3 separate regions of the Homo sapiens genome follow, and all the other regions are linked to region 2. Evidence: chromatin loops called from intact Hi-C (ENCODE). Cell type or tissue: endothelial cell of umbilical vein. All regions are shown on one strand. Links, peaks and the distances in the headings refer to the core of each region. The heading gives the core; the rest is flanking DNA. Region 1 holds the start of LOC107986052 (a long non-coding RNA gene). Region 2 overlaps SPATA16 (spermatogenesis associated 16). Region 3 has its middle 86 kb from the start of ECT2.

Region 1 (10,831 bases), core at 978-8,977, 69 kb after region 2:
TATTAATATTCTTAATCATTCAACAGGGGGTGGAGTTGCTGTGAAGTTGTCTCAGATCAATTAAATCTTGGGAGCTTCTGAAGTGACATTCAGATTCGTGGGAAGGTGAAAGAAAATCAATTTTTCCTTTTCAGTTTCCAGGTGTCCACAGATTTCCTGGTGTGAATAGTGAACTCTCATTTCCAACACAAAGGCAAAGATGGCCTCTCCTTTCAGGGCCATGGGCTGATTGCTGAGGTGATGCAGGGAAGAATGGGAGCCCCAGGGATCTTGCCTTGCCATTACTGACACTGACACAAAAAGAACTATTTATTTCAGGAGTTAGAAAAAGGAAGGGACAGAATTCCTATTTCACCAATCCTTGAAGTAAAATTACCTTGAGAATTTAGCCTTCAAACAAGGGGGAGAACACAAGCCTTCATTATCCAGCCAACACGTGAAGGGAAGAAATGCTTTTTGAGGAAGAATGTCATTTCAGAGGGGGAAGAGGAAGGAAAGATGAGTCAAAGTTGGGCAAAGTGAATTCCAGCATTTAGCTAGCAATCACCCCTAAACTGCCAGACTAAGCTACTGTAGTTCCTGAATGGCTGAGTCAAAGCAAAAGAGCAGGTAATTAGACAACAAGCACTAGAGCGTTGAGAAGCTTCACATTTCCAGGGTTTGCACTGAGAGCAAACTGGATATATGTGCTATGCTTTTAATATATTCTGCATCCTAATTACCAATCAGGGCTGATTTGTCAGTCATCCTACCTATAATGCATAAAGCACTGGAACATAGAAAAAAAATCAAGTTCAGAAAATCAATTATGCTTATATTTACATTCCCTCAAGACAGAAGCGTTACAAAAACTGCCGAAATATTGCCTATCTCTTTACAAAGGAGCGGAAAGGAAGGGTGAGATTGCAATTCAATGTAATGAATAAATCGCTGGCTGTTTGGGGAAAGGTACAATAGCTGAATATTTATGAGACTGGTGATAGAAAATGCATCTTAGATGGTCAGCAACTGTGGAAATATTTTACCATTTTTAAAGAGCATAGGAACAAGTACATGCTCAAAAAATTCTCAAAAAATTTAGAATCATCTTTTACATATAGAGAGCTAACAGAAGACGTTTTAAAATTCAGCCTTTTTATTGGATAGTGGTTGCTAGCAAGGGAATTTTTCCTCATTCTCAAATAGCCACGAGTGTAACACTACACTCAGATGAGAGGCGGTGTATAACTTCCTTCTAGCCTTCTCAAGATGGTAGACTAAACTCATTCTGTGTCTCCCCTTTTTCAGTTCATGTTCAGTCTTCAACCAAAGCACCTGCATTCCATTATCACCAGTCCACCGAACCCAGTTCTGCCAAGGTCCCCAAAGATCTCTTAATTTCAAATTCATTCTGTGAGATGGAAGAATGAGACTAAGAAAATAAAAGTGCAATTCATTGCCTATTTCCCAATACTCATCTTAACAAACATCCCTGTGGTTGTTGACACTTCTCCCCTCTCCTGGAAACCCTCTCATTCTTGGTTTCTGAGGTTTTCACTCTTCATTATCCCTCTGCCTCTCTGGTCATCCCATTTGTATCTCTTTTTTGGACTTTTCTTTATCTGCATGTATCTTAAATATTGGTACTCCTCACTTCAGCCTGCACATTTTCTTTGAGTGATGTTCACTACTATCTCTACGGCATTAATTGCCACTGGCAGGCTAAAGATACCTAAATCTTCACCTCTTGTTCAGATCTGGTACTTGAGCCTCAGGTTCAACATCCAACTTCCAGACAGACATCTCCACCTAAAGATTCATCAACATTTTATACACAATATGTCCAAAATGGAAGTGATTACCCCTCCCTGACTTCCAACCCTGCTCTTCCTCTTGCTCTCCCTTTGCTGTTTGCTGCTTGCCATAGGCAGCCTCTGAGAGAGTCCCCAGTAAATCCCTTGTGCAACCCCCACCACCCCCCCTCCCGCCGTTGAGTGTGAGCTGGACCTAGTTCCTTGCTTCTAACAAATACAGACCTTATTCCAATTCCATCAATTCCTGCTCCAGGATCGAATCAAGGATCCCACACTGCTTCCTCATTCTTCTCCACGTAATCTGTGGCAGCCCCTCATGTTTTTCTTGTCTTTAATGTTCTTGACAGAGTACTGGTCAGTTATGTTTTAGAATGTTCCTCAATATGAATTTGTCTCATGTTTTCAACATTATTCCTTTTGGGAAAGAATACTACATAAGTAATGTTTTCTCTTTCTCAGTATATATCAGAGGGTAAATGAATCATGCCTTGACACTAGTGGTGTTAGCTTTGATCATTGGCTAATGTAGTATCTACAAGGTTTTTTTCTCTCTAAACTTCTCATTATTCTCCTTGAAATTAATGAAGATAGTTTGAGATTGTGGTAATATTTTCAAACTTTTGCTCAATGATTTTAGCATCCCTCTTATTTAGTGGATCTTACTGCTGTGTTTACCTAGTAATAACTTTGTATGTCCTTCATGTCTTCTACATTTGTTAATTGGAATTTTTCTATACGGAAGAGCTGTCCCTTCTCCCTATACATTTATTTATTTGGATTATTTATAAGTGTGGAATTCAGGATATTTATTTATTTTATTGGTTATAATCCTATATTATCATTAGATATTTGATTGCTCAAATTGTTACATGTTTGGCCATCAGGAGCTCCTATGTCCTTAGGACATGACCTCGTTCTTTTTTTTTTTGAGCGCTTTCTTATTTTCTGGTACCACACGATGTTCCAGTCTCATCTTTTATATTCTCTTTCCCAACTCTAGAATCAACCACTTTTTCAAGGAGCTCTGCTTTCTTTTTTTTTTACTTGGAGAATAGTATTTATAAACTAAGATTCTGCCAGTAGGTATGCTCATGGCTACTCAGGTATCATTACTCTCAGGCCCTCTCAGTGGACAAAGCTAAGAAATATATATATGAATACTAACCCACACATACACACATCTATACTTATTTCTACATCTATTTGTGTGTGCACATATATGTACATATATGTGTGTGTGTGTGTATATATATATATATATATATAAAATCATGAGTACATATCGATACCTCTGATACCAATCCAACATCATGACATTCATTCCATGCTTCCCCTTCATTTAACTGTGACTTCTTTCTCCAGCAGTGAGAAACCTGGCTCTCATTATCTACAATACATTCACTTATTTAATAGTGTACATATAAGGTAGTTAAACAGTTACTAATCTATACATATAAGAAGCAAATTTCCAGATAACAGTATTTGTATATAGTTATTTTTCTCTTTAGTCTCACAGTATCCAGTCAACGTATTATTTTCACACATTCACTTCAGTGTGATTATGAATTAATTTGTCACACATTAGGTTCATTTGTTACTGATTACATTCCATTTTGGGTTTATCCCACTTCCTGGTTGATTGTAACTATTTATTAGGGGAAAAGCATGTATGTGAAACATTACTATGGGTCTAAGAGTCAAAACTTTATTAAAAATATACTCAGAAACATGTTTCTTCCTCTTCCTCTCTACTAATGTGCCCATATTCACTTCTTCTCATATTTTTCCCACCAACTTCTGTAGGTAACCAGTCTCTAGTTTCTCATTTATCTTTCCTGAATTTATTTCGCACACATGTGCAGATGCATGTGTATTTTCTTATGCTTTTATATCTAGTTCTTTCTCACATGAAAGGTAACATGTTATATATACCCTTTTGTGCTTTTCCGTCTCACGGAGTAGTATGTCCTGGAAATCATTCCGTATCAGCTCATGGAGATCTTCCTCATTCTGTTTTACAGGAGCATAGTACTCCATTGTGTAGGTGTGCTAGAATTTCTTCAACCACTCCTCCGAAGTGCTGAAATTTAAGTTGCTTCCAATATTTCTCAGTTACAAACAATGATACAATAAATAACTTTGGTATATACATTTTTGTATTTGGGGAAGTATATAGTCACGGTGGATCCTAGCAGTGGGATTTCTGGGTCAAAGAGTAAGTGCATATGTAGTTTTGTTAGGTATGAACAACTTGCGTTTCACGAGTGAAACCTTCTTACCAGCAATTTGTGAGCTAGTATCTGTGCCCTCACAGCCTCACTAGCTGAATGTGTGGACATGCTATTTAATTTTTGCCAGTCTGATAGTGAGAAATTGTACCTGAGTATTTATCTCTAATTATAAGTGAATTTGAATAAGTTTTTCATATATTTGAGGGCTATATATTTGTGTGTCTGTTCATGGTTTTTCTCTAACAGGTCTAGGTCCTTCTTCTCTCCATTTCTCAATCTCTGTATGTATGTCTTGAATATTTTCTCCTGGTTTGTCAGCTGTTTTGGTGTTGTTTAGGATGTGTGCTTTTTAGTCTTGAAAGTTTTTTTTTAAATTTTTTATGTAGTCAGATTTCTCAATCTTTACTTTTATTGACCTTGGATTTTGAGTAATGATTAGAGAGGCTTTCCCTGTACCTTCTACAAGGTAAAAAAGGAATTTACCCACATTTTCTTCGCATTCTCATATGCTTTCTTTATTCACATTTAAATCCTTATCCCTTCTTGAGTGATTCTTGTGTATGGTGTGAGATACGGATCTAATTTTTATCTCCTTTCAAATGGCCACCCATTTGTCCAGCACCATTTATTTAAAAGCCCAGGCTGGATGGCACCTAATAAACTAATTTTTAAATCTACAACAATAAGGAAAGGAAAGGAAGCCATGCCCTAGAGTACATGCCGAGGAGGAATATTTTATAAGCCAATTTATCAAGAATACACAACAATCTTAAATGGGTATCAACTGCCATGCATCTCTTGACTTCTTTTCTAATCTAACAAAAGTGCTATGGCTCTCATTTGACATAAGAGTTGGGCTGGAAAAAATCATTTCTTTATTTGTTCTTCTGGAATTGTTTTCCATTTCAACCCACAGAGTCAGAGGCATAATACTGAGCTTCCAGCCACATCTACAGTAACATCTTGACATCCATGACATACTTTAGGTCCTTAGAAAACAGCTGGATATAGTATTCATTTAATTCTTCCAGCTGTTAGTTTTTCTCTTTTGCCTTTGGCTTTTTAAAATTTTACCAGTTCATTTCCATTCTCCTAGAAAAGCTTCAGACACTGAAAACATCAATTTATTTTAAAGGGAGTGGTTCTGGGATAGGACTTTTTATTCTGAAAGACTATGAAAACCCAAGCAAAGCAGCTCCTGGCTACATTATACAAGTGATTCAATTCCAAGTTTGTCCTGCGTACTTCTCTGCCTCCCACCCTGCAAAACATTGAGAGATGAATCATTTAATTTCATAAACACTTGGTGTTAATTACTGGATGATGAATTTTGCTATAAGTAGGATCAGTTTGACACTTAAGAAATGCTGCAAAATCCAGCTTTTAAGGTGTGCATGAGGTAGGTAGATTAAGTAGCTAGGATTCATACCAATAGATTTATCCATACCTCTGAGCTGCTGAAATCAGTGAGTCAGCCAGAGTCTTCACTTCATGTTTGTGAAATGTCTTTCCTCCAGGGAGTTCTCCTCACATTCATTATCTCATTAATCATCCAACTATTTCCCTTGGAGAAAGAAAAGTGGGGAAACATACGTTCTATTAGCTCTTTTATTCCCAGGAGGAAATATTGAGGCTTAGAGAGAACAAATAACTTCCTCATCTGTAAAATGAGTCCTCTGGCCCACTCCATGTATTTTGCCCTAGGTGCTTGGTAAGGATGAAAGATTTGAGAAGAGCTTTACTTCTTAGGAAAAAATAATTACATTTGGCTAGTCAGGCAAATTATTAGAGGTTGTACCACTGTAACTTGAGTGAGAATTTTAATAAAAATGAAAATATATGGTACAAGAACCTATTGCTCTTTTGTGGCTCCTGATATTTATTTTTCTGGTATATCATGGTTACAATCCCAAATAATGAGGCTTCTGTAGGTTAGTCACCATTTGAAGGTATTGACATGCTTATTATACACATGAAGGAATGGAATTAATTAACATTTTGGGGATACCATCTTTGCATATGAAATTTTATTTAGTCTTGATAACAACCAAAAAAAAAAAAAAAAAAGAAAGCATTATTATCCTTATCTTACAAGTAAAGATGCAGAAGAAACTTACCAAGGATATCCCAGCCAGTAAATAGCAGAGCTGGGATTTGAATCCAGATCTTTTGATTTTTAAGTATATGTTTTCTCTAATATATGAAGTATTCACCAGAAATGACATGTCTCATCTTAATTCAAGTTAATTCCAACATTTTAAATTATGTAATTCACAACATCGGCATGTGTCTGTATTTGTTGTTTTAAAAATATTGTGCTTCTAGATAAGACAGGAGCATAATCTTCGCAACCATAAGCAGTGACTCTGCTTGGCAACTGTGAAAGCACATTAACCTCATGATCTGAATTCAGTAAACCTGGGTATACATCAGGCTACTTGCTGCTTGATCATGTTAAATCTCTGTCTTAGTCTGTTTGGGCTGCTATAACAAAATATCTTAGACTGGGTAATTTAGAAAGAACAGAAATCTATTTCTCACAGTTCTGGAGACTGTAAAGCTCAAAATCATGGCGATGGCATGTGGCTGCTCTCTGCTTCCAAGATGGTGCCCCATTACCGGATCCTCCTGCATCCACCTGATGGTGCCCTGTTGCTGCACAAGAGGATGCTGTGCCCTCACATGGTGGGAGGGATGGAAGGGATAAGAGAGAGAGAGGCAGCTCCTTTGCACCTTTTATAAAAGCACAAATCCCATCACTCCACCTTCATAATTTAATAACTTCCTGAAGTCCCCACCTCTTAAGACTATTACATTGGTGATTAAGTTTCAACATATGAATTTTGGGGACACATTCAGACCATAGCATTCTCTAAACCTAGTTTGCATTTCTCTAATCTGTGAATAATAATAATTACCTCAAAGGTTTTTGTGAGGATTAAATGAAATGAAGTTTATAGAGTTTTTAGCATAATGAATGGCACATAGCTCTAAATTAATAATACCACTACTGTTAATAAACAAATAAGTTATACCCTTGGGAAAATAAGCAAAGAACATACCAGAATAATTCACAAAAGAAATGCAAATGGACAATTAATGTCCAAGAAATTATGTTCAATTAGAGGAGCAATAAAACATATCAGGAATAAAGCAGGTCAGCATTTTTCACTCAAAATATTGGTAAGTAAAAATAAAAAATGATATCCAGTACTCATAAGGAGTGAGGAGCTGGCACTCTTGTAGATTGCCAGTAAAGAGTGTAAATCTATAAAATCTTTTTAGATGGCAACTTGGCAATACATATAGAAAGTTTTAGAATGCCCATATATTCTTTGATTGAGGAATTTCACCCAGAGGAATTTATTCTGAGGAACATCAAGTACACTATAATAAATGTACAAAGAATTTCATGACAAAAATTGTATGCATATTAGAAGTTTGAAATGATCTTAATGTTCAGCAATGAGGAATTGATTAAATATATTATGGTACATAAATACTGTTAAATGTTTTGGGTTATAAAAAGAGAGACTTATTCAATTTGTCTCCAGTAAGTCAGTACCTATTGGAACTATAAATGGCACAAAAAGAAGTTGAGAGTCTTATCTACATGATCATGCTTCATGGAACCAAATACAATTCCCAAAGGAAGTGCAAGTGCAACCATCCATGAAGACCTCCCAAAGGCTAAAATTCAGAGAATTCGAGAGCTATTCAAAACCCAGCAGCTTAAAAAACCAGAGTATCTGTTCTCCTGTCATCACTCTGAATTTGTTCATCCTGACTGCATCATGACTCAGCTCTACCTAATTACTCCTACTCTACCTACTAACCAACTATATCCTCCCCTGTGCTGTATGATTTAGCTTACAATAATCATAATTTTCTCTTACTCGTAGCATCTACTGCTTTATTTTCCTCCTGTCAACCTTTTCCATGAGGGTATTCTATCTTCTGCTCCCCTTATCACTGACTAAATCCTTGTATATATTATATAAATTCCCAAGGGAATATGATATTTTGTATTAATTGCTGATACAGTTTGGCTCTGCATTCCCACCCAAATCTCATCTCTTTGTAATCCCCACATATCAGGGGAGGGGCCTGGTGGGAGGTGATTGAATCATGGAGGCAGACTTCTGTCTTGCTATTCTTGTGATAGTGAGTTCTCACGAGATCTGGTTGTTTGAAAGTGTGTGGCACTTCCCCTTTGCTCGTGCTCTCTCTTTCCTGCTCCACCATGGTAAGACGTGCTTGCTTCCCCTTCTCCCTTCTCACATTATAGTAAGTTTCTGAGGCCTCTCAGACACGCTTCCTGTTAAGCCTCAGAAACTGTGAGTCAATTAAACCTCTTTTCTTCATAAATTGCCCAGTCTCAGGCAGTTCTTTATAGCAGTGTGAAAACAGACTAAGACAACTGCCATCATCACTGACTGGGCAAGCTTTTGTGACAGCTGTCTCATAGGTCAGAGGTCACTGGAACATTCACACATTGACTGCCCTTGGAAAGGTCAGAAGTTGAAAACAAGCCACATGTGGAACATAGGTGTGATTTGTTCGGCTTGCACTTTGTTGGCCCACACAGGAGATCAGATAATTTCTTTTTTCTTTTTTTTTTAAGACAGAGTCTTGCTCTATCACCAGGCTGGAGTACAGTGGCTCAATCTTGGTTCACTGCAACTTCCGCCTCCCTGGTTCAAGCAATTCTCCCATGTTCAAGCGATTCTCCTGCTTCAGCCTCCTGAGTAGCTGGGACTACAGGCATGCGCCACCACGCCCAGCTAATTTTTGTATTTTTACAAAAATTTTTATTTTTAGTAGAGACAGGGTTTCAACATGTTGTCCAGGATGGCCTCCATCTCTTGACCTCGTGATCTGCTCACCTTGGCCTCCCAAAGTGCTGGGATTACAGGCGTGAACCTGTTTAAACCTTCCTATGCACCTGCATAGTAACACTTCCAAGGATTTTTGCATAAATATACTGTACAAAATATCAACTACATAATTATTTCATACTTAATGGGCTTTTTAGTGGGTATGTTTTTATGTAATATGCAACAATACAACAGAATATCTAATAGAAATTAGTTTTCCTTATGTACTATAGCAGGCATAATTTTTAATATAAAATAAAAGCTACTGTGTGTTTTAAAGTTATGTCATAAATACAAATAACATTTAGTTAAATAAAATAAGCAAACATGGAAATTTTACAAAATGATTACTAACCAAATAAAGAGAGGTTTAGAGAGAGGGAGATGGAGGTTGCAGGCAGGTAGATGTTAATACTGCTCAGTCGATGTGAAGCCGAGTGGGAATGAGCTGGCAGAGAGTGAGTGGAGCGTCAAATGCCTGTGGTTCACCTGTTTTCAAGTCCAAGGATCTTATGTACGCTCATCTCTTTTTGGATCTTGAGACACTAGAGGTGCATGGCTATGAACCATTATCTGTAATGGCAGATAAAGTTATGGACCAAAACAAAACAAAACAAACTTTGCAAAAACAAGTATTTTATCTGCATAATTTCACGTTTCCTAAAGACCCAGCAATGAGCATTTATTGCTCCTCTTCTTTCCCTTCCTGGGCTGTAGAATGAGCAACTAGTTGAACAAGTTCTGTGGTCATACGTTAAGGTCTTTTTACCATCCACTTCACTAAATCTAGCCCTCTTCACAAGATTTAGGATTTTTGCTTTGCGTTAATCACTTCCCTGAAACCTTGGAAGTCAGCAACATATTGCAGTACTAGTTTCTCCCATAGTCCATTCATTGTTTGTTATGATACATGCCAAACCCAGTTGATAAATGTGAAGACCTTCTGAATGTCAAAACTCTTCTATAAATTCTGTGCTGAAACAGTGTTGCCTGCATCATCACACCATATATCAGCATATAAGTGCCACATACTGCATCACCATCTGCAAACAATATGCCTTGAAGGCTGTAGTGATTCAGGTCCAGAGGCTATGATAATGGCATCATGCTGGAAGGCAAAAAGTCCATTGCGATATTATCTCCATAACTGTCAACACTAGAAGGACATCTGGGAGCTTAGTCTATTATCAAAGGAGCCTTGTTTGCAAGTTTTCCATCCGTGTGTACTCTGATGAATAGAGACAGCTCCTCATGTAATCACTGAAAGCTGCCTTGGTCATCCTATCTTTACGAGCTGAATATTACACAGCAGGCAATTCACTCTCCCTTAGTCGCTAAAAGGCACTGGGGCTTTTGAAGTGATACACAAGCAGAGGTTTTAGCTTAACTTCACATTCACTTAAAAGTAGTGTTAGACTACTTTGGATGCTTTATGTTCTGGCATTTTTGTCTTCTTTTCTGAAGTGAACATACAAGATGGCATACATTTCCAAAGCAGATCAATTCCATCAACATTAAAAATGTGCTGTGCAGTTGAATCACCTTTGTCAATAGCGTTCAGCAATTCACAGGCTCGTACTTCTTCACAGGCTTTTCAGCACTCTTAGAAGACATTTTCATATAATAATGTGGGGATCTGATACGATAATGCACTACATGTTGAAACTGCAAGCACAAGATTCAGTGTTGTCAAGAGAAGAGCTGAGAATCTACCGCAGCAACTCTATTTTCTCCCCAGAATTTGTGCACAAATCAAACAGTCTTACTGCTGTGACAATGTAGATTTCTTATAACAAGTTTTCCTTTCAGATAGTGAATTCAAGAAAAAAATTTTACAAGCTCTTAAAACAAATATTTGGATAGTGAGATTCAGATGGCAAGGGATGTCCATTACAGTATAAGGAGAATATGAAAGGACATAAATCAAGGT
Region 2 (10,831 bases), core at 1,987-9,986:
AAATTACTTGTATTCTCTGTTGTTGTATTAATGTCTCTTCCCCGCTTTTCTTATGTAATTAGCCAAGAGTTTAGATCTCCTGGAGAGTATTACAGTTAAATGGTGTTCAGTAATCCGAGTCGAAACTTTCAAAACTCAAGAAAATATTCACATGGAGTTGAAATCTCAAACTTATGGGCTGAATTCATGACCAGGTTAAATTTATTCCTGCAGCTCTAACCACATAATTAAGTATTTGTGTTTTGTCTGGCACTGTATCCTCTGAGGCTTATCTGAACTTTGAGCTACATTCAAAGTCAATGGATCTGCACACTTGAATAATACCTAGGAGGAACAAGACAAGAATCAGACACATTTATGACGCATTTTTTCACAACTCAGGAAAAACAGAGTCTGAAGAGATAGGTGAATTGTTATAGGCTGTCTCTTAGATCTCTCAATCAAGAAACACAACAAAATAAATAAATGATAGTGTCGAAAGGGCAGCATCTCCTCTGCCTTTCTCCCCATAGATCTTTCTTTGTTATACATATGGTCTAGGGATGGGACTAGTTTCTATACTAAAGATTTTGTATCTATTAATATTGAGATATTCGTTTATAGCTTGCTAAAGAAAATATTTTGAAATGGAAGTCTGGAGAAAATAGTATAAAAGTTTATTGTTACAATTTTTAGAGCATAAAACACCTTTCGGTCTGACCAGAGAAGATACAGTGAGGCAAATGGAGACAATGGGGAAGCGAATCTTGCCAATATTGGATTTTATTAGAAGCACCCAATTGAATGTAGGTATATGAGTCTTTTATATTTGTCCAATGTACAAATATTAGAGAATTCTAGAAGTATATAAGGCTTACATGGCAAATAGTGCAAGTGTTAGGGGATTTTGGAAACGTTCATAGTAAATCTCATTTGCAAAAACAAGCAAATTTTAGCTAATGATTTTATTTCTGTTATTCTAAAACATACTATAATGCTACACTTTGCAATTTCAAGCACTTATTAGGATAGTGTCTCTTTAAAGAACCTTTTCTTTATGCCTTCCTAATATCTAATTCAACATTGCAGTGAATTTCTCATTTCAAATCAATAAGAAAATTTTAGCAAGCACAATGTTTTCTCTATTTCACTTATTGAGCTATTGCATATAACCATCTCATTACCTACACAAGAATTCAGACCTTTTCAAGATAGTGCCTTCATACCACACTGATGAATTGGATGCTTCTCTAAACATTGGCAATTGATCTTTATATAGCCATAAGGTAAATTATCTAATCTCTTTCTATGATCCAGGAAAAATATGCCTTTTCTACTTTTCAGTCTTAAAGAGCCCAAAATAAGACCTGAATTACACTGCTATTTTACAAAATTTAAGCCATTGTACTGAAAGTATATAAAGAGAACTTCTCATTAATAGGCTATAAAGGCTGCAGATTTCTCCTTTTTTAATATTTTTCAAAAGGCTTGTAAGTTGGAAATTTTAAAGAATTTCCTTCCTGTTCCCTCTTTTGTGTTACATCATTGATTTGATGTTCTTACCTTAAAAGGGGAGCTAAGAGGGTCATCACAAACAGCTACTTAACATCTGTTCAGCAGTTTATCTGCTCAATAACATTATTCAGCATTTTGGAAAAGCTAAAAAACACCTAATCTGTTTGCACGATTTGCGATTCCATGTATTACAAATACAAAAACACATTTTCACTGATGTTCCTACCACAAAGCTACCCCTTCCCCACAACCATGTTTCAATTATCTCCTCTATATTTCTATTAATAAGAAATCCATCTCTACCTTAGTCAGCTCAGGCTGCCATAACAAAACACCAACCTAAAGACCCACACACATCATTACCCTCATCATCAGGCCCATGCAAGCAGGGAAAGCTTTGCTAACCAGAACCATCACCGTGTAGCATTATTTCATCTCATCCGTGCATGGCTAGCCTAGCAGAGCCAGTGTATCGGGTGCTGTGGATGTGATCTGCCTGTGGCCTAGCTCTTTGTTTTTTAGTTTTTAGTTTTTTGGGTTTTGGGGTTTTTTGTTTGTTTTTTGTTTTTTGTTTTTTGAGGCAGAGTCTCACCCTGTCACCCGGGTTGGAGTGCAGTGGTGCGGTCTTGGCTCATTGCAACCTCCACCTCCAGGGTTCAAATGATTCTCCTGCCTCAGCCTCCAGAGTAGCCGGGATTACAGCATGTGCCACCATGCCTAGCTAATTTTTTTGTATTTTTAGTAGAGACAGGGTTTTGCCATGTTGGCCCGGCTGGTCTTGAACTCCTGGCCTCAAGTGATCCACCTGCCTTGGCCTCACAAAGTGCTGAGATTACAGGCATAAGCTACCATGCCTGGCCAGGCCTGGCTCTTTGAAGCAATGCCTGCCTTACCTTGTCACTTGTCAGGAAACTGACCACATCATCTGTTGCCAGCTCCGATTTCACAATGTGAACATAGGTTGGGCCTTACTGGGCATTATGCACTTTTTCAGTGTTCTTAACTCATTTTCTTATCACCTTTTAAAGAGTATTCTGGCCATTTGGAAATTTGTTTAGACATGAATCTTTTATGTGACTATAAAGGAGACTTTAAAACCATAATTAATGAGATTCTTAACATCTAATTAATAACTCAGTCTTCTCATATTGAGTCTCAGTACCACTTTGCTGTCTGCAAGGAATTTCATCAACTTTCCTATGTTTGCTTTTAAGGGAAATAACAGTTTTTGGAAGATTGTTTCAAAGAGTTTTAATGAAATTGAAGTAGGTAAGCCTGAAAGTGCCCAGGGATCACAAATATATCTAAATATCAGGTACTAGGTTTCTTATTATTTGCTCAGCCACAGCTTCATAAGGGAGGACTGATAAAATTGGCTGCAAAGGTAAACTAGCTTAATGAAGCAAATAATGAATTGGTGACTAGAAATTATTCCTACACGGTACCATTGACTGTAACCCAAGGAGCCCTCTGTAGTGTTTTTAAGACCCTTCAAGGTGTTCTTTCTTTCTTGTCAGATACCAAATGACATTCACTTGAATATTTAGGCATTGAATTGTCATTATTTGTTACCCTAATTTGTGATACGTGTAGACAAAGACTTTTGCCCAAGGCCATGCTCTGGCCAAGTAACCCTAGGGCAAGTCACTTAACCTCTGAACTATTTTTTTCTCATTTATAAAATAGGCTGATAACTGCCAGGCCCACTTCACAGAGTTGTTGTGAACCATAAATACATAATCCATGTTCTTGAAGCACTTTGTAAAGTATTAAGAATTTTAGTTTTAATTATTTGTATTGGTTTTGGTTTGCTTTGACAAAGAGACTGTTTTACAGACCTTCTTTTTTTCTTTATCCAAGCTGTGTAGTTTGAAATTACCTATTTTTCTTCTAATATGAAGATTCCACTCGTGTTCTGTGAATTTTGATTTTTTTTTTCCTTAGCTTACTTTCCTTTGATCAGTGATTTGCTCAGATCCCTTCACTCAGGCAGGATTTGAGATGCCATTTCCAGCCATGAACTGGACTCAGGACTGCAGTCTTGTTGACAGCAGGCTGTGACCATGCTCGTGTGACAAGCAGCCTCACATGTCTTGGTAGAACAGAGCCAATATCAAAGACACTTCCATTAGAAGACAGTGAGTGACCAGTGTCTTGTGCAACACATTTATCTTAAAGAATTTTAGATTTTTCAGTCATCCTTAATACTAGTGGCTAAGGCTTTAGTTTACATTTCTGTTGTCTGTTTCAAACAGACAACTCTTTACCCTAGTAGAATGTCACATTTTCATCAAGGCCTAATGGCTAGGAAAAAATTGCCTGTAATCCCAGCACTTAGGGAGGCAGAAGTGGAAGGACAGCTTGAGCCCAGAAATTCAAGACCTGCCTGGACAACGTAGTGAGACTCCATTCTACCCAAAATGGAAAAAAAAAAAAAAAGACAAAAACAAAAAAAGTGGAACTAATGGCTAGGAAATATACTTTGCCTCATACCATATATGTTCAGAGATGTTTAATTCATTTGGACAAAGTTATTTAATGAAAATGGGCTTGGAATATGAAAATGCAATGCATTAAAACTTCAGCATTCATAACAGCAGGAGACCCAAAAGATGATACTAGTCCTTGACATAATACCATGACCAGAATCAGTTACACAATGTTTTATTATCACATTTATACTGTCACATAAATAATGATAAATATGTAGATTTCTAAACAATACTTAAACAATGCCAAGAATTCTCATGATCTGTTCCCTAAACATATTGAATATTTAGTCACTTTGTAAATATTAGGTTTATAATACCTACCTAATATCTAATTAGAAAAAAGTTAACTTGGCAATAATACACTAAATTATAATATCATAGGGAATATTTTTTGGCTGCCCTAATTTTCAATTTTTCTCCATTAAACTAAAAGATACATATGTTTGTTCTCCACAAATTACATATAAAGAGATAGTATAGCAACTTACTCTCAACCAAAGCATTTTAAATATAAAGTGAGTAAAATTTTCTTCTAAAGCTAACAAAACACTCTTGCTTCCAAACCCTTGAAATATTTGATAGTCAAGAAGTTTTCTTTACTCAAACATATCTTTTTTAAAGTACAGAGCAGTCCTGGTCATTAACTAGGTGCTGACTGCATGCAGAAATTTCTACTTTGGAACTATGGTTTAGGAGAAGCACATGCATAGTGCTCTGCAATTTAAAAAGCATTTTTCCCTCACATTCTCTAATTTGACCCTCACAATTTGGTGACATTGTGTCACCTTCATTTTACCAATGAGGAAACTGTGGCTCAGAGTAGTGATATATTCAAGTTCACACAGCTAGGGCTCAAAATCAGAGCTTCAGAATATTGTGCCAATATTCTTTTACTAAATCATATTACATCTCTTTGATTTAAAGTTATGATCCTTGCCAGAGGCAAAACATGCATAACACACAACATAGGAATGATTCCATAGCTGGATTCAATTTTTAAAAAATGAACATATAGGCTGGGCGCAGTGGTTCACGCCTGTAATCCCAGCACTTTGGGAGGCCGAGGTGGGTGGATCACTTGAGGCCAGGAGTTTGAGACCAGCCTGACCAACATGGTGAGACTCTGTCTCTATTAAAAACACACACACAAACACACAAAAAAATAGTCAGATGTGGTGGCGCATGCCTGTAGTCCCAGCTATTCAGGAGGCTGAAGCAAGAGAATTGCTTGAACCTGGGAGGCAGAGTCTGCAGTGGGCCGAGATCACACCACTGCACTCCAGCCTGTGCAACAGAGCAAGACTCTGCCTCAAAAAAAAAAAATAAAGAATTAAAAAAAATTAAAATGAACATATAATGTACAAATTACACTCCAAAAATTAACTGTAAAAAGCTTGCTAAAGAACATGAATTTTCAACTCTTGCTATGAGGTGGTGAATACAGTCGGTAAATACGTTTCCTGGTCTCAGAGAGGTTTCTATGTGTCAGACAATGATTCTCTTTACACTTCTGACCCTGGTTTCCTTATCTTTGTAGATTAGTCTACTAGGTACACAATACATGGCCAAACAAGGATGATTCTAGCATTTTAAGAGTTATAATCTACAATATGATACAACCTTGCTGGTGACTTCTAATCCTACTGAACCTCAACCCCATTCAGCCAGCAGCCCTGCTGCTATGGTATTTTTCATTTTCTGGATTTCTGTCCTAATTATTTCACATGCTACTGGATGGCACTATACTTTTCCATTCATTAACTTTATTGGCTGCTGTCAGTTTCAAACCTTATGTACTGTGCTTTCTGGGCTAAATGTTAAAGAGTTAAAATAATCAAATCTCTTGCCATGCATGAAGCCGCCTTCACAGGATGACTTGCCAAAAAATGACCTAACTAACCATGTTTTTAATACTTCATTAATTTTACTTTTAATTTCTTCCAAGTGAAGCATAAAAAATGTTTACATATGCACATTTGAAATGAACAATAATAAGTGTTTCCTACCCCTTTTTTGCAATGAATGTTTCTGTATCTTATGCCAAATGGAAATACATTCCAAAGACTTGGACTCCGCTTTTCAGCAGTATAATATAGTGCCACTTATTTGCCAAATATTTATTTGTAACTGCTATTAAATCTTGACAGTTCTCTGACTGAAACCTTCACTTGAACTTGCTATCACCTAGCCCTCATTGTACCTGTGTGAGGTTTTAGCTTCAGTCGTGGCCACTTTATTACACTCTCTCCAGCAGCTAAGGAGCCCTTTGATCATTCCTGAAGTCTCACTGGGAGGGCTACCTGCCTTTAGATTTAGTCTTTGTTAGCATTAGATATTTAAGCTAATTCCTATTTTTTATTATTTTCTTTATTTCCTTAAAGCAACAGCATTAAAACATTTCTGCCACACTAGATATCAATTTTATTTCTTTTTCACTTTGTCTTTCAAAAACCCCTATCTTGGATAGGTAAAATATTAATCTACAGTTTCCTGATAACCAAAACTGCATTTGGCTTCGGGGGGAGGAGGGGTGACTATTAGCAGTCAACTGTATTCTTTCCCTGTTATCTTATTCAAATAGAGCACTTCCTGTTTTGTTATGCATCCAACAATCAGGCTAAAACTGTTGCCTTCCACTATGTTTATTTTCCTGACGTTTTGGAAAATTACACTGACAGATTATGTTCCTGAGCAGCCTGCAGTTGTTTCTGCTCTTTAGGGTTGAGTCACTACACCACTTTCCTACAACTAGCCCCATTGTTTATTTTAAAGAAGGACAAAGAAAGCAATTTTTCTTCAGAATGAAAACCGTTTCTCCTCCAACTTGCTTTCCTCTATTTGACAGAATGCCATTGTTTAGCTACATGTTTAAACTGATGGGTAGGCTAGGTTTTTCATCAATTCAGGAAGGAACCCCATATCTACCATTTGCAATCATCAATCTTATAGATTTATAGATTTTCAGATAAATGATTAATCAGAAAGAACAAATTAGTGTGAGTAAGAAGACATTCACTGAACAGCATATGTAGGTGTTAGGGACAAATAAAGCAGATACAGCACGATGGTGCCAGCCTTTCTTTATTTCCAAGATTCTAGAGAAAATGTCAGCTTCCAGAGGTTGCTGTCAGTCAGAATACGAGTGTGGCCTTTCAAAAAGAAGTGCATTCTAATTTTAAGTTGAAGTTCAGTAATATTAGTTTCTAGCAGTTTTTCTCCTTAGAGGAGATTCTCTTAAGAAAGTGAAATTATATGTCTGCCTTCTCTAATTTCTAGAAGAAATTCTGTTTCATAAGTATGCGCAAACCAAAATAGTCTTTACTCAGATACTAAGCTTTAAGGTGGTGGTTTGTCTCAAACTTCTGTTTGAGATATTTGAATATTTGGGGAGGCACCTAGCTGAAATTTGTATTTCTAGGGCCACATAACAAGAGATTGTGATTGGGTGAAGCCCAATATTCAGTTTGCTAACTGCCAAGTCCACAAGCGAGCATAGTGATTCTGGTGTAGGCAGTCCAGGGGGCCCCTGCTCTAAAGGGGCACTTGGTCACTTCTCTTCTGAGCACCAGGATGTAAAATGCAATTGCCAAACTAAGTCCTCTTTTGAATTCCCATTTCTCATCACCCTCTAAATGCAGCAGAAACTCAAGGCTTTTATGTTAACCCTTATATACCCCCAAATCAAAAGTACTTTTTCTTAAAGATAAACTTAAGAATTTCATGACTAACGTTGCCTCTCCTATCAAGCATTACAATTTGTATTAAACATTTTTATAGAAGATAATGTCTCCTCTTTTGTGGATGGCAGTAACAGGCACCTTGGTGGGCCACTTTTTTCTAAATGCGCCCCATCTTAACAAAGCCCAAAATGCCATGGGAGTTGGCAGTCCTTACAAAGGCACACAGTAGTCTGTGTCCAGATGGAACATGTTAGTTGTTGAAATGGTCCCAGTAGACAGAGGGAAGCTAGTCAAAAAGAAAAGGAGACTGTGCAAGGCTATCCAATAAGAACTGGAAATAAAAGCAGAGCTTAGAGGTTTCATGTAAGCTATTGGGGTAAACAGAATTCAACTTATACAACGTTTGTCAAGATTCAACTTGCATTAAAAAATTTTCTTTCAGATAAACAAGATAGTAGGCAACTCTTACCTTTTATGATGCTTTGGTGATATAGATAAAGTCGCCCCTTCTAGGCAGACACAGCTCTGTGGGATCACTCCTGGGTGAGTGAAGTGCAGATTCAAATTTAGTCCCCTCTTTTCCCCTCAGCCTAGCTCCCTAATGCAAGACAATCAGCAAATCCGTCTCAACAGTTCTCCAAAGGACTCCCTTTTATGTATATTTACCTACTAGAAAAAGAGGTATAAGACAATTCTGTAAAATGGTAGAAGGAAACATGTATTTGTACTAGATTCCGTTATTTCAAAAGATGTAAATACGTTATCACAAGCCCTGACTTCCAGCCCTGGGGAGAGGTCTATTTCCGTGGTTTTGTTCTAAAACATTTCTTTTACTTTGAGACTAGGGGAGTTTTCCTGCATCCTCAGGTGTGATGGAGAAGTTGCAATATGCCAGCCTCCTCAGCCAGCTGCAGAGAGTAAAGGAGCAGTCCCAGGTGATTAATCAAGCAATGGCAGAGCTAGCAACCATTCCCTACCTACAGGACATCAGTCAACAGGAGGCAGAATTGGTAAGTATTTTTCTTTGTTTAAGGGTTTCATAGGCCCAGAGCCAACAGAAAAGTGATATGGTCTGGGGAAAAAAAAAAAAAAAAATCCTGTGGTAATAAATGTAGCCTGAGGGCAAACTCCCAAACCTTCTTGAAGCATTCTAATGGCAAAACTGAAAAATGTAGGAAGGTGTGTGTCTGGTTTTTATTTGCTCACATTAACTAGCTTCCATTATTACAGCAAAAACGTTGTGATGTGTAAAAACATAGAAAGAGGCTGGTTATTTATATCATGTGTCAGGCTTCTGGTTTTTGGTAAAATGAGATTGTTTAATAAACTCCAAGATATATTGATATATGATTCTCTTTTATGAAAAAGTGAGAGGACAAAAGAGTAATTGCTGTATAGAAAAATGACCCTAGAAAATCATCTTTAGAGTTTTCTTAATCACTTCTAGGGTTAAAATAGATATTGGCAGTGCCAACACTAGTACACTTAGATAAATCAACAAAAGCTGTTTATTTGAAGGGAAAACATAGCTAGTCAAAATAGATGGGGTTTTTTTAGCTGAACTGATGAGTTTATTCAGAAAACCAGACACTTTAGCCACACACAGACCCAGGCAAAAACTAGTTGAAGGGATTCTCACAGAAATAATCTTCAGACAGATGTGCATATTATAACCATAATTAATATTAGAAATGATAGCACCTCATTTGAAAAACAGTTTACTAAACAGTGTGCTGCCTGTTCAAGGAAAGGTAAAATTTACTCTATATGAAGCTCCTAGTGTGTTGTAGGGAAAGGCCCTTTACTTAGAAGCTTTAATTGAGAGCAGCTAAAACTAATTATAGCCCTGAATTGAATTCACATAGTAATGATGAGAACAGCCCAAACTGATTACCTGTAATTTTCAGATGACTAAAGAAACCCTCCCCCTTTGAGCTTTTTAAGATTTACTCAAGAAATGAGCTGCCAACATTTATAATGTTCATCTAAACCTGCTAAAAGCATGTTAAATAAATACTGATATTCAGAGTAAGCACAGGAAGTTGTATGACTAGCCAAATAATAAAACTATGCATACTAAAGATGAAAACTATGAAATAAGTCTATGAATCAAGGAATTACCAAGTCAAAACTGGCAATAATACTTTCTAAACTTTATGGTTGTGTGCAAAAGAACACCTTCTAAAAGGTTAAATGTTTATCCTGCCATTCATAAGGCACTCAGAAGTATAGTAAGTATGGAGCTTTCAAAGTGCATATTGTAGCCTATTTTAGATGATTAATGCTCCTCTGAGATAAGAGGAAGCAAAGAAAATGTTAATTTAAGAAGCCGGCAAAATGTTGATCCTGTCTTCCTGAAAAGCACATTCAAGATTTAAATGAAAAATACAGGGGAATTCTCTGCACTTAAGTCTTCTTAATCACACATCTATATTTTTTTTTTTACTGGAAATACTTATTTTTCAAAATATATACAAAGAGCCTCAAACTAGCATTATTGACATTCCTTTCTAAAGTGTAATTTTTCTCTATTTGAAACCCTATAAAATGAAATTTCATTGGATATTTTTGTACTTATATACCCAGCAGAAAAATATTTAAATATATGTGGATGTATATCTGTATGCCAAGCATTTAAACATTATATATCTTATAAGGTTTGATGACCTTCAATAATAGATTTTACTTTGCAACTTACAAGTGTGGGTTAACCTAGAGAATTAATCCTAGTAATACCCTGTATGCTGCTATCTAAACAGTGATTGCTTAATAGAAGATTTTGAGTGACTCAATTATCTCTCCTCCTGCTTTCACGCTGCAATATCTAAACCAAAGAAAGATTATCTAAGGTCCATTACTGTTTGATGTCATAGTGAACTGAACTGGTATTTTTTAAGAACTTTTTTTAACCTTTGAATAGCACATGGCTTGATGTAACTTCATTTCACTTTCGTGGTCAAATACACACCATGTGTACAGGATACTTTCACATTAGAGTACAGCAGGTGCCTGTTTGGGGCAAAGGTTAGAATGTTTAAAACTTGCCTTCGAATGGGACCTAAAAATAAAAAAAACTTGGCTATTTTAAAATTTTAACAAAGAAAAAAACAGTAAAAGAAGTTAAATGAGCTAGATTCTTTAAGAGGCAATAAAACAGCATAATTG
Region 3 (10,831 bases), core at 1,176-9,175, 82 kb after region 2:
GTGGATCTGATAACAAAGTTTTCTCTGTGTTATTAGCCTGGGTTGGGTAGGAGGTGGCGAATAAGGTTCTGAAATCATTTTCTTTAATGTTTAGGTATTTCTAAGTAAATATTCATCTATGTGTAAGCCATTTAATTTTAAAGAAGCAAATGCTGTTTATACCTGACAATGCTATTTGTACACATTTAAGATTATATACATATATATATACACACATACATACATTATATATATATACACACACACATACGTATATACATACACATATCACTTTGACTATTTAGGATGTGGACCAAATAGGGTTTCTAATTCAAACTGCAGTTTAAGCACAAATGATTATCTAATAATTCCAAGAAAGTGTGAAGAAATAATCCGGTAGAAGTGGACAGAAGGGGGATACATCAGTAGGCAAGAGGTTTAAACACATTTCTAAGAGATGGAAAGAAGATGGAAGCCTATTGAAAGATGAAACCAAACGAGAAGGCAAGGACCCAGAATTCAGAAAGGAGGGAAGGAAGGAAAGAACGAAGGAAGGAAGGAAGGAAGGAAGGAAGGAAGGAAGGAAGGAAGGAAAGGAAGGAGGGAGGGAGGGAAGGAGGTTAACATTGATTGCAGACAGGCTCCAAGTTCAGGGTCAGAGGAACAAATCGGGGCAAAGGGAGCTGAAAGGAAGGGGTTAATTAAAATTCTACTACACAACACTCCAGGAGGGGGAGGGGGAGGGTTATCAAAACAGGAGAAAGGAGGAAGGTAATAAGAAATAGCAGGGTAAAGAACTGTACGAGAAAGTCATGCCCAAAAACCATGGAAACTAAAATGTGACATGATTTTGAGCAATTGAGAGAATTAATAAGAAATAAAAATTAATTAGAACTGGATGCAAGGATCATTTGGCTTTGACTGGTACCAAAATTGAAACATCGAATTTATAATCCTAAAGCATTAATTGTCTCTATAATGAACAATATTCACTTAGTCGTAATAATGTAAATATCGTATACTAATTTTCAGCTTTTGAATTAACCTACAAACCAAACCTGGGAAACTTAAAAACGTTACATAGCAGAATGTAATTGTTATCAGGAGACACAGGGTGAAAGGGGAAAGGTGAAGTGCAGGCAAGGCTAGGGGCTCTAACAGCCTCCTCTATGGGGAGCAGCAAAGCATACTCTTGACTGCACAGATAATACAACCATCCCAGTTCTACCACTTAACTGATGACCTTGAACAAGTCAGTTTCATAACTGCTCTGTGCCTCAGTTTCCATGTCTCAAAATGAGGATAATAATTCTCTGATATGAGGAGAAAATGAATTTATTGTATGTGAAGTGTTTAGAACTGTGCCTGGCGTACAGTAAGCACTCAAATGTTTAATATTATCTAACACCATTAATATTCAAATCTAAAAATCACTTTTAAATCTAAAAAAAAACAATTATTGTATGTTGGGAGGTGGGAGGAGAGGAAGGGAGGGGAGACATAGCTTAAATAGACTAAACACTTTTCAGCTTCTCAGAACTTCAGCTAATAAGTGACGTCTAAAGCTGACAGCTGAAGAAAAAGTAGTGTTTTGTATTTCAAGTTAGAAACACTTAAACCAGAAATAATTACAAGCATTTATTATTTTTTCTAATTAAATAAATAATTACACAATTATTCTTTTTAAAATAAAGTTATCATACATTTGGCAATTCTATGAATGCCAAAATCCCCAAAGCCAAACAAATCAAGCTGAATCTATTCTTTTACAAGAGAATTCAGTCTGCCAGCTTTAGTTGGAAGTGAAAAGTAATCTCTCAGCCTACGATATTTTCCCAAGTCTTTGCTGCACTTTCCAGGGTGATAGCAATGCCACACCTCTTGGCAGCGAGACTCCAACCTTGGGGAAATATAATATTAGTGCCGTATGTCACAGTTTCAAACTGCACTAAAATTCTACTGGCCCTTGGCCCAATTTCATATGGCTCATGTGTCTGCTTCCCGGCTACAGCTTGTGGGGGCAACTTGTGTGGAAGGCTAAGACACTCTCTCTAAGAGATGGCTACATGGGTTGTCAGTTTTCACACTTGTTGAAGGCAGGTGATCAGTGAAGGGTTATTACCACCTGTAGGAATGCGACAGCTCTTCGACCCTTCTGGTCTCTCAGAGCCGACGCCTTTTTCATCTCTTTGACCAACACTCCTCCATACAATGATTATAATCTGTATTCTTCCTAAGGCGCATCTTACAGGAAGATGTTAGATTAACACCTTCTGGAGGGACTAAAACCCCAATGATATTTAAGCATACATTGAAGGTGGTTATTCTTCATTTTAGTGATAAACTTGGTTCACTTTCCCTGTATACAGCTTTGCAATAGATAGTGAAACAATGTCAACAGTTATTGATCACCTACTATTTGTCAGGTTCTGTATTAGGAGTTGACAATGTAGTCTAACAGATAAATCAGACAAAAATGTAATGGAATGTAATAAATTCTATGATGATGATAAACACAGGGTGCTCTTGGAACATACAGGAGGGAACTAACTCAGCCTGGGAAGAAGAGTAGAGCATCAAGTAAGGCTTGCAAATACGGAGAAAATAGGCAAGCACAAAAGGAGAGGAAGGTAACTCTAGGTAGAGGGTACAGCACAGATAAAGAGCTGGGAAGGGTTTATATGGAGAAGTCATACTTTTAGGGAGGTAGAAGAGGGCCAGATAATAAAGGGAGGGCTTCTATGATGTGCTAAGGAGAGAATATTTTTCTGAAGGTCTCTAAAAGGGACATCAAAACACTTCAAGCAGAAAAATAATATAGTCATTTTGTTTTAAGATTATTCTGGCTATAAAAAGTGGCTAGCAGAAGGAGTACAGGAAGATCAGTTGAAAGGTGAACCAGACATGTCTTATGGGCCACTTTAAACCCTCTCAGCCCCACCTCTTCCTACTGGAGCCACTGCTGGAGGATGTGCCACCACTTCTCACTCCTGTCCCAGGAATTTCTGAGGCTTTGGAGTATCAATACCTCTGGGCATTCATGCAAGTACAATCTGGAATTGCCAGGGACTTACTATTATTGGACCGTTCTTGAGCAACTGGGCTGGAAGCTGAGTGATCAATGCTTCTCCCTTTCACACCCCAGATGAAAAGTTCCCACAGGACTCAGCAACAGTGGGTTGTGGTAGTGGCTAACCCGATATAGCAAAACCGTGTTGGCATTCCTTCCTTCTCTGTTTCTTCACTTCAACTCCTCATGATAAACAACCTCTAAATAAACCTAACACAAGTCTTTGTTCCAGATTCTGCCTTTATGGAACCTAGTTTAAGAATGAAGATTACCAGATAAATCCAGGAGAAAGTCATGTGTACATGAAATAAGGCATGGTAATGAAAATGGAGACAAGGGAATGGATTATTCATTCACAAGATCTCAAGGACGTGGGATCAACACCTTGGCTATGAGGAATAAGGAAGAAAGATAAGCCTATGCCTAGGAGAATTCTCAGGTATCTGACTCAGGTGGTGGAGTGGATAGGGATACCATTCACAGAAAGCCATACAGAAACAAAATAGCCAGGCACAGCAGCTCACGCCTGTAATCCTAGCACTTTGGGAGGCCGAGGCAGGAGGCGTTGCTTGAACCCAGGAGTTCAACACCAACCTTGGCAACATAGTGAGACCCTGTATCCATAAAAATAATAATAATAATATTTTTTTAAAGGAGAGTGGTATTGAAGAAATGAAGGAAGGGTGTTTGTCTCTTGGATTTGTAGGAGTTCTTTCTATATCCTAGATACGAGTCTTTTATAGGGTATGTGGGTCTTTGAACACGCAAGTGTGAGGTGCTTTTAAATCAAGGGGACGATGCCCTGTGGCAGTTTTACATACATATATATACATGGTGTAAATGTGTAAGATGCAAAGAAATGAAGAGGAAAGATGGACATTTAGGGAACATCTGCAGGTAAGGGGTGGGCAAAAGATTTTGTGAAATACACTGAGTTGTGGTTCAATATGTAGGAGAAAACAGTGGTGACACAGTGGATTAGACAGGGTTCTCTAGAGAGGTGACCAATAGGATGAATGGAGGGAGGGATGGATGAATACCTAGAGAGAGAGGAGAGAGAGGGAAAGAGAGAGAGAGAGACAGAGAAAGAGAGAGACTTAGGGGAATTGGCAGTCTGCAAACTGGAGACCCTGGGATTTCTATAGTGTGGTTCAGTCCAGTCCAAGTCCTATAGCTTTAGAATCACGGAAGCTGATGCTGTAATTCGCAGTCTAAGGTCAAAGGTCTGAAACCCAGGAAGTGGTGATGAGGGAGAAGGGGGTACTGGTGTAGGTCTTGCAGTCCAAAGCCTGGAGCTCTGATGACCAAGGGCAGAAGAGTGTGTACCAGCTCTGAGAGAAAGAGACTAAATCTTTTCCTCTTTTTGTTCTATCGGGGCTCTTAGCCTACACACATTGAGGGTGGATCTCCTATACTCAGTCCACTGACTCAAGTGCCAATGGCCCCTGGAAACACCCTCTCACACACCTAAAAACACTACTTTGCCAGTTCTCTAGATATTCCTTAATTCAGTCAAGTTGACACCTAAAATTAACCATCACACAGAGGACTCAAAGGAAAAAAGAGGCTGGGAGGGGTGGCTCATGCCTGTAATCCCCCAGCACATTGGGAGGCCAAGGCAAGTGGATCACTTGAGCCCAGAAGTTCAAGACCAGCTTGGGCGACATGGCAAGACTCTGTCTCTACAAAAAAAATACAAAATATATCCAGGTGTGGTGGCCTGCACCTGTAATTCCCACTACTGCAGAGGCTGAGGTGGGAGAATGGCTTGAACCCAGGAAGTTGAGGCTGCAGTAAGCCGAGTTCACGCCACTGCACTTTAGCCTGGGCAAAGAGAGTGAGACTCTGTTTCAAGAAAAAAGGAGAACCGTGTTTTTAAAAGGTGCAAATAGTTTACAAGACAGAACCAGAGGGTCCAACAGATGAGAACCGAAAAGTATTTATTAGATTTGACAAACAGGAAGTCATTGGTAACTCTGGCAAATTCGTTTTCATGGAGAAGTAGATACAGAAGCCAAATAGCAGAGGATTACAGAGTAATTGGGGGACCAATAAAGACAGGCAGAAACAACAACATAAGATTCTCTGCTCCCCCTACTGGCGATGGATGGATGGATGGATAGATAGATAGACAGCTAAATAACCTGTTCATCATTTTAAAATTCAGACAATAGAGGAAAGAAGAAAGATTTTTAAAAATCACCCTTGGTGCCATTCATAGATAACAACTGCTACAATTTTGGTCTATCTCCCTTTAGACTTTCTCTTATTTATATGCATTACTTTTAGCAAAAATGTCACCATATTCTATATAACACTTTATAACCTGTTTTCTTTGTATAACAATAGGTAATGAACATCTTTCCAGGTCTATAAATCTATATTTACAATGTCATTTGTAACGGCTGTGTAGATTCCATGGCACGAATGTATCACAACTTAAATAACCAATTCCCTGTTAAAGGACATAAAACATTTTTGTATTGACAACTCTGCAATACAACTATACACATTTGCCTATTTGCACAGGATCAGTTTCTAGGAGACTGACTGGATTAAAGGATATGTTTATTTTGTTGAAAGATTCTGATAAAATGATGCACCAGAATGTTTATAGCCCAAGCATTCTGTAAAAGCATACCCTTGACAACGCTGCATCATTCTTTTTGATATCTGCCTATGTGATTTTTAAAATAGCATCTTACTTTTTTGTATTTGCTTGTTTCCTCGTAATGTTGAATGTCTTCATATATTTATTGGTAGCTCTTGATGAACTGCCTGCTAATGACTTGTCCATTCATCATATTTATATCTTGATACAACAGCTTTATGTATTAAATATGGCATTTGACTTTGACTGTTAGGGATGTTACCAATATTTTCCAGCTCTTCATTTGCCTTTTGATTTTGTCTGGGGCACTTTAAAGCACTTTTTATTTTGTTAGTTCTTCCATTATAAAAAATAGGTATGTTCAAAAATAACTAAATCTTATTTTTTTTCCATCCAATTTTAAGCCCCGGGGCTAATCAGTATCAACTGAAATATATTTTTGTATTTTCAAAAATACATGAAAGTTCTCTATTTGGTATATTCAGGGATATCTTTTTTCACTTATGGCCCTTGATGCCATGCTTAGAAAGGCTCCCCAAAACTATATAAATATTTGCCTTTGTTTCTTTCTAGTATTTTTAGTGTTTACATTAAAAATTCTAATCTAGCTAGAATTTATCCTGGTATTTGATGAGACATATGGATCTAAGTTGTTTTTCCCCAAAGGGTTGGCTAATTGAGTCTCATTTATCAATACTATAGTTTTCTCTTTCCAAAATGATTTGAAGTAAAACCTTTGTCATAAATTTAATTTTTGTATATTATTAAGTCTCTTTCTAAACTTTCTATTCTATTCCATTAATTTGTTTGTTTTGGTGCCAGTACCGTAATGTTCTAAGTATTGCCACTTTGAATTTTTAACAATAAGAACACTAATTAACATTTACAATAAGAATAATAATTAACATTATTACTACATGCCAGTGTGCAATGTACCATATTAAATGCTTTACATAGATCATCTCTTTTACTTCTCATAGTATCCAATGATATAAGGGACTATTAGTATCATCTCCAGTTCATTTTTAAAAAAATTATAATAATGATAAATAATTTGTTAACTACTAGTTGGGTATCAGGCACTATTCTAAGTGGAATTTTCACAGTCGACCTATGAGGGAGGCACTATTATTACCTCCATTTTATAGACAAAAGTGATATAAAAAGAGGTGAAGCAATTTATCCAAAGCCACCCAGTTAGTTACAAATGGATGAAGCTGGAATTCAATCCCAGGCAGACTTATTTCAACGCAACCTATGCTATTCTGCTAAAAAATTTTAAATGATAATAAAAGTAAATTTTATTATCATTTTTAATATTTAAAAGTAAATTTTAAAAGACTTCATTACACATTATTTTGCTGGAATTTTGTTGGTTTTTTTCCTCACAAATAATTTTATAAGATCCCTTGGTACTGGCTGTGTGCAGTGGCTCATGTCTGTAATCCCAGCACTCTGGGAGGCCGAGAAGGGCGGATTGCTTGAGTCCGGGAGTTCAAGACCACCCTGGGCAACTGGAATGAGACTCTGTCTCAAATTAAAAAAAAAAAAAAAAAAGAGTTTTTTTGGGGGTTGGGGAGGCTTTCTATCGCCCAGGCTGGAGTGCAGCGGTGCAATCTCAGCTCACTGCAGCCTCGACATCCCTGGCTCAGGCAATTCTTCCACCTCAGCCTCCTGAATAGCTGGGACTACAGGTGCGCCACCACACCCTACTAATTTTTGTATTTTTGTAGAGACAGGGTATCTCCATGTTGCCCAGGCTGGTCTTGAACTCGTGAGCTCACATGATACCCCTACCTCTACCCACAAAGTCCTGGGATTACAGGTGTGAGCCACTGCACCAAGCCAAGTATTTTCAATATATATGCCCTTTGCCATATGACTTGAAAATTTTTTTATGGTCTTTTAAAATCTTTTGAGTATATAGAATTTTTCATCATATAAAAACAAGTTATTTTTATGAAGTTAAGCACAACTATCTTGACTTTTTTGCTTCTGGGTTTTTCTAACACATCAAGTTTACAAAATATTTTCCTAAATTTCATTCTATATTTTACACTTTTATATTTTAAAACTGAATTTATTTTCAAAATGATATGAACTGTAGATATAATTTTGCTTTTTCCAGACGGATAGCCCATTATGCCAGCATATTTATAAATAAATTACCCTTAGCCATCAAATTAAAATGCACTCTTACCATTTATTAGTTTCTCATAACATTCTGATCTTTCTTCTGAATATTTTTATATTGTTTACTAATATAGTTTTCCATTACCATTACCGTACTACGTGGATTTAATTATGGTAGCTTTGAGGTGTTGATACCTGAGAAGACAAGTCTTCCCTCATTAATTTAGAAAAGAATTTTGACTGGTCTCAGCTGTTTTCCTCTACAAACTTTAGAATCATTTCAACCTGTTTAAAAAAAAAAAAAAAAAAAGGAGAAGTCAAAAAGTAAGACTCTAAGTGGAAATGCAGTGAATTTATATATTAATTTGGGGGAAATTGTTTTAAATATTAGGTATTCCCATCTAGGATAAATCAGTCTCTACAATCATTAAAGATTGATTCTCGACTTTTAACGACGGTTTCCATAGTACCTGTACCTTTTTATTAAATTTATCCCAAGGGACAAATCATATACTTTAGAACTACTGTAAAATTTTTTTTTCATTTTTAAATGTTTAAGTTTTTTCTTCAAATGCTAACTGGATATTTCTATGTTGAAGAAAAGCTTTTGATTTTTGTATATCTATTGTGTAACCAGTCGAATATTAATTCTATGAGATTTTTAGGAAATCTCTGAAATATATAGCCACATTATCTGCAAAAGAATAACACTGTTGCTTATTCTTTTTTAAAAAATTATATTAATTAATAATTTAATTAATAATTAATTGATTTAAAATTATATTAATTAATTAATAATTTCTTGTATTATTGGACTTAGCTAAAATTTTAAAAACCAAATAGTTGTGGTAATGGAGGGTTAATTTAACGTTTTCTTAATCTAATGCAATGGTGTTAATATTTTATTATGTACTGTGCTATCTGTTCATTGTTATAAAAAGTCTTTACATGTTTAGGTGATTATCCTCTATTGCTATTTTATTTGGATGATATCTTTCCTTTTAAAAAATTCTAGTTTGAGATTTTTAAAAAGTAGTTGGGCATGCATTTCCTTGCCCTTCGTCGCATTCCTTCTGTGGAGTGCTGAGGCAGGAGTAAGAGTTCTGCAGCCATTTCAGATGCTGAAAGGGAAATTGTCTGTCAAGAATGGCAAAGCAACCCTAGCAGCCCTGGACCACCCACCTCTGTAATTTGAGAAATAGGCCGGGCACGGGCGCGGTGGCTCACGCCTGTAATCCCAGCACTTTGGGAGGCCGAGGTGGGTGGATCACGAGATCAGGAGTTCCAGACCAGCCTGGCCAAGATGGTGAAACCCCGTCTCTACTAAAAATACACAAAAAAAAATTAGCTGGGCTTGGTGGCGGGCGTCTGTAATCCCAGCTACTCAGAGGCTGAGGCAAGGAATTGTTTGAACCCGGGAGTCGGAGGTTGCAGTGAGCCAAAATGGCGCCACTGCACTCCAGCCTGGGTGACAGAGTGAGACTCCATCTCAAAAAAAGAAGAAAATAAAGAAACTTTTATTGTATTTTTTAAAAATTCTACTTTGAAATATATAATACACACAACTTAAAATATAAAGTGCACGTTGTGAGAATAACAAAATAAATAGCCACTTAGTACTGTAATGGTAATAGACAACTAGATTAGTAAACAATATAAAATATCCAGAAGAAAGATCAGAATGTTACAAGAAACTGATAAATGGTAAGAGTGCATTTTAATTTGAGGGCATGTACACGTGTACAGCGTGTACATAGTACGCATGTACATCCCATCTTGTTTAGGAACTTAAAAATTTCCAGTACCTTAGACAGCCGCTCTGTGCTCCTCCCTGACCGCCATTTCTCTGCCTACACGCATTCCCCCAAGATGTTACTATTATCCGGAATAGCACATTCATCTTTAGAGTGATAGCGCGACCTATCCCTAAATAACTCAATTTTCCTTGTTTTAAATTTTATGTAGGTAGAACAATGCTATGGATATTTTTCCGATTTGCTTTTTCACTCAGTATGTTCTGAAAATTATGTTATTGCATATAGTTAGCAAGCATTTATTTTCATGGCTATATGTCAATCAATTGTCCTATTGATAGACATTTGGGTTGTTTCAATTTGGGAATATTATAAGCAGTGCAGCTGCGGACATTCTTGTGCACATGTTTGCTTGTGCACATGTGTTTCCCTAGGTAAGAATGGATATAAATTTGGTCATGTACAACTTCTCTATATAATAACAAACTGACTTCTGTTCAATAAATCAATTTACTTATCAATATGTCAATTTATTTATCCTTGCACCAAATAAGATACTGTTTATAAGCCTTAATATTTGGGAAAGCAAATTATTTCACCTGTTCTTCATGAATATGTTAACTGCCCTTGGCTTTTTGCTCTATGCAGTGAATTTTAAAATCAGCTAGTTTCATAAATTAAAATTTTTATTCAAGATATATAATCAATTTGGGAGATTCCTATCTAAGAATTCTCCATTTACTTAGATCTTATTTAATGTGTTCTAAGAAGGTTTCAATTTTCTCCATAAAAGTCTTGCAGATTTTCCGTTAGAATTATTTCTAGCATTTCATATTTTTCATTGCTATTGTCTATTGTAATGGTTGCCTTTTTTTTTTTTTTACAGCTTCTGATTTTTTTCTGGGGTATAGAAATAGAATTGATTTTTACTTATTGACTAGAAACTTATTAAACTTATCTTATGAATGGCGTCACTGGACTTATCAGGATGCTGTGACACCCCAGGAGTGCTACTCAGAAGAGCAGAAGGCCTACTTTTCCAGTCTGCCTGCCCAAGGATTGGCCCTGTGTGGCTTGGCTCAGCCCTCAGAGAAGCCTCGCTCTCCATACCCTGACTTTCCCTTCACCACACTCACCCCCAAGAAGCCTCAAAAGCTCAGCAGAGCCCACGGCCTCTCCACCTGGATCCCCTGTCCCTTGATACCTTTCTTCCCTGTGGGACCCCAATTTATGGTGGTACTTGATAGGCCTTTGGCAAAGCAAGAGGTTTCATTTTGGGTACAA

The links. Peaks named below come from ENCODE experiments on the same cell type or tissue, not always from the same donor. Only the 100,000 strongest peaks of a DNase experiment are listed, where the experiment ranks them.
Region 1: a loop joins it to region 2, with 2.3 times the contacts of the local background. A loop is called at or near these places in 6 of 110 quality-filtered maps.
Region 3: a loop joins it to region 2, with 2.8 times the contacts of the local background. A loop is called at or near these places in 5 of 110 quality-filtered maps.

Annotation. Positions count from the first base shown.
Region 1 is chr3:172,843,840-172,854,670 of GRCh38, reverse strand. It overlaps LOC107986052 (a long non-coding RNA gene), which reads right to left and starts at 5,582. Exons shown (of 3, transcript XR_001740575.1): 1 at 5,472-5,582; 2 at 3,726-3,873; 3 at 2,000-2,207. RefSeq lists enhancers at 1-296, 297-805 and a silencer at 378-672. In endothelial cell of umbilical vein, for the core only: no CTCF peak of the experiment used is centred there; a DNase peak (open chromatin) is centred at 5,550.
Region 2 is chr3:172,914,162-172,924,992 of GRCh38, reverse strand. It overlaps SPATA16 (spermatogenesis associated 16), which reads left to right. Exons shown (of 11, transcript NM_031955.6): 8 at 676-785; 9 at 8,512-8,676. Among named protein-coding and RNA genes, the nearest start is that of ECT2, 170 kb to the right of the region's middle. In endothelial cell of umbilical vein, for the core only: no CTCF peak of the experiment used is centred there; DNase peaks (open chromatin) are centred at 5,852, 6,102, 6,652 and 9,832; H3K27ac peaks cover 2,231 bases.
Region 3 is chr3:172,830,908-172,841,738 of GRCh38, reverse strand. It overlaps the pseudogene MMACHCP1. Among named protein-coding and RNA genes, the nearest start is that of ECT2, 86 kb to the right of the region's middle. In endothelial cell of umbilical vein, for the core only: a CTCF peak has its summit at 5,158 (motif pointing left); a DNase peak (open chromatin) is centred at 5,118.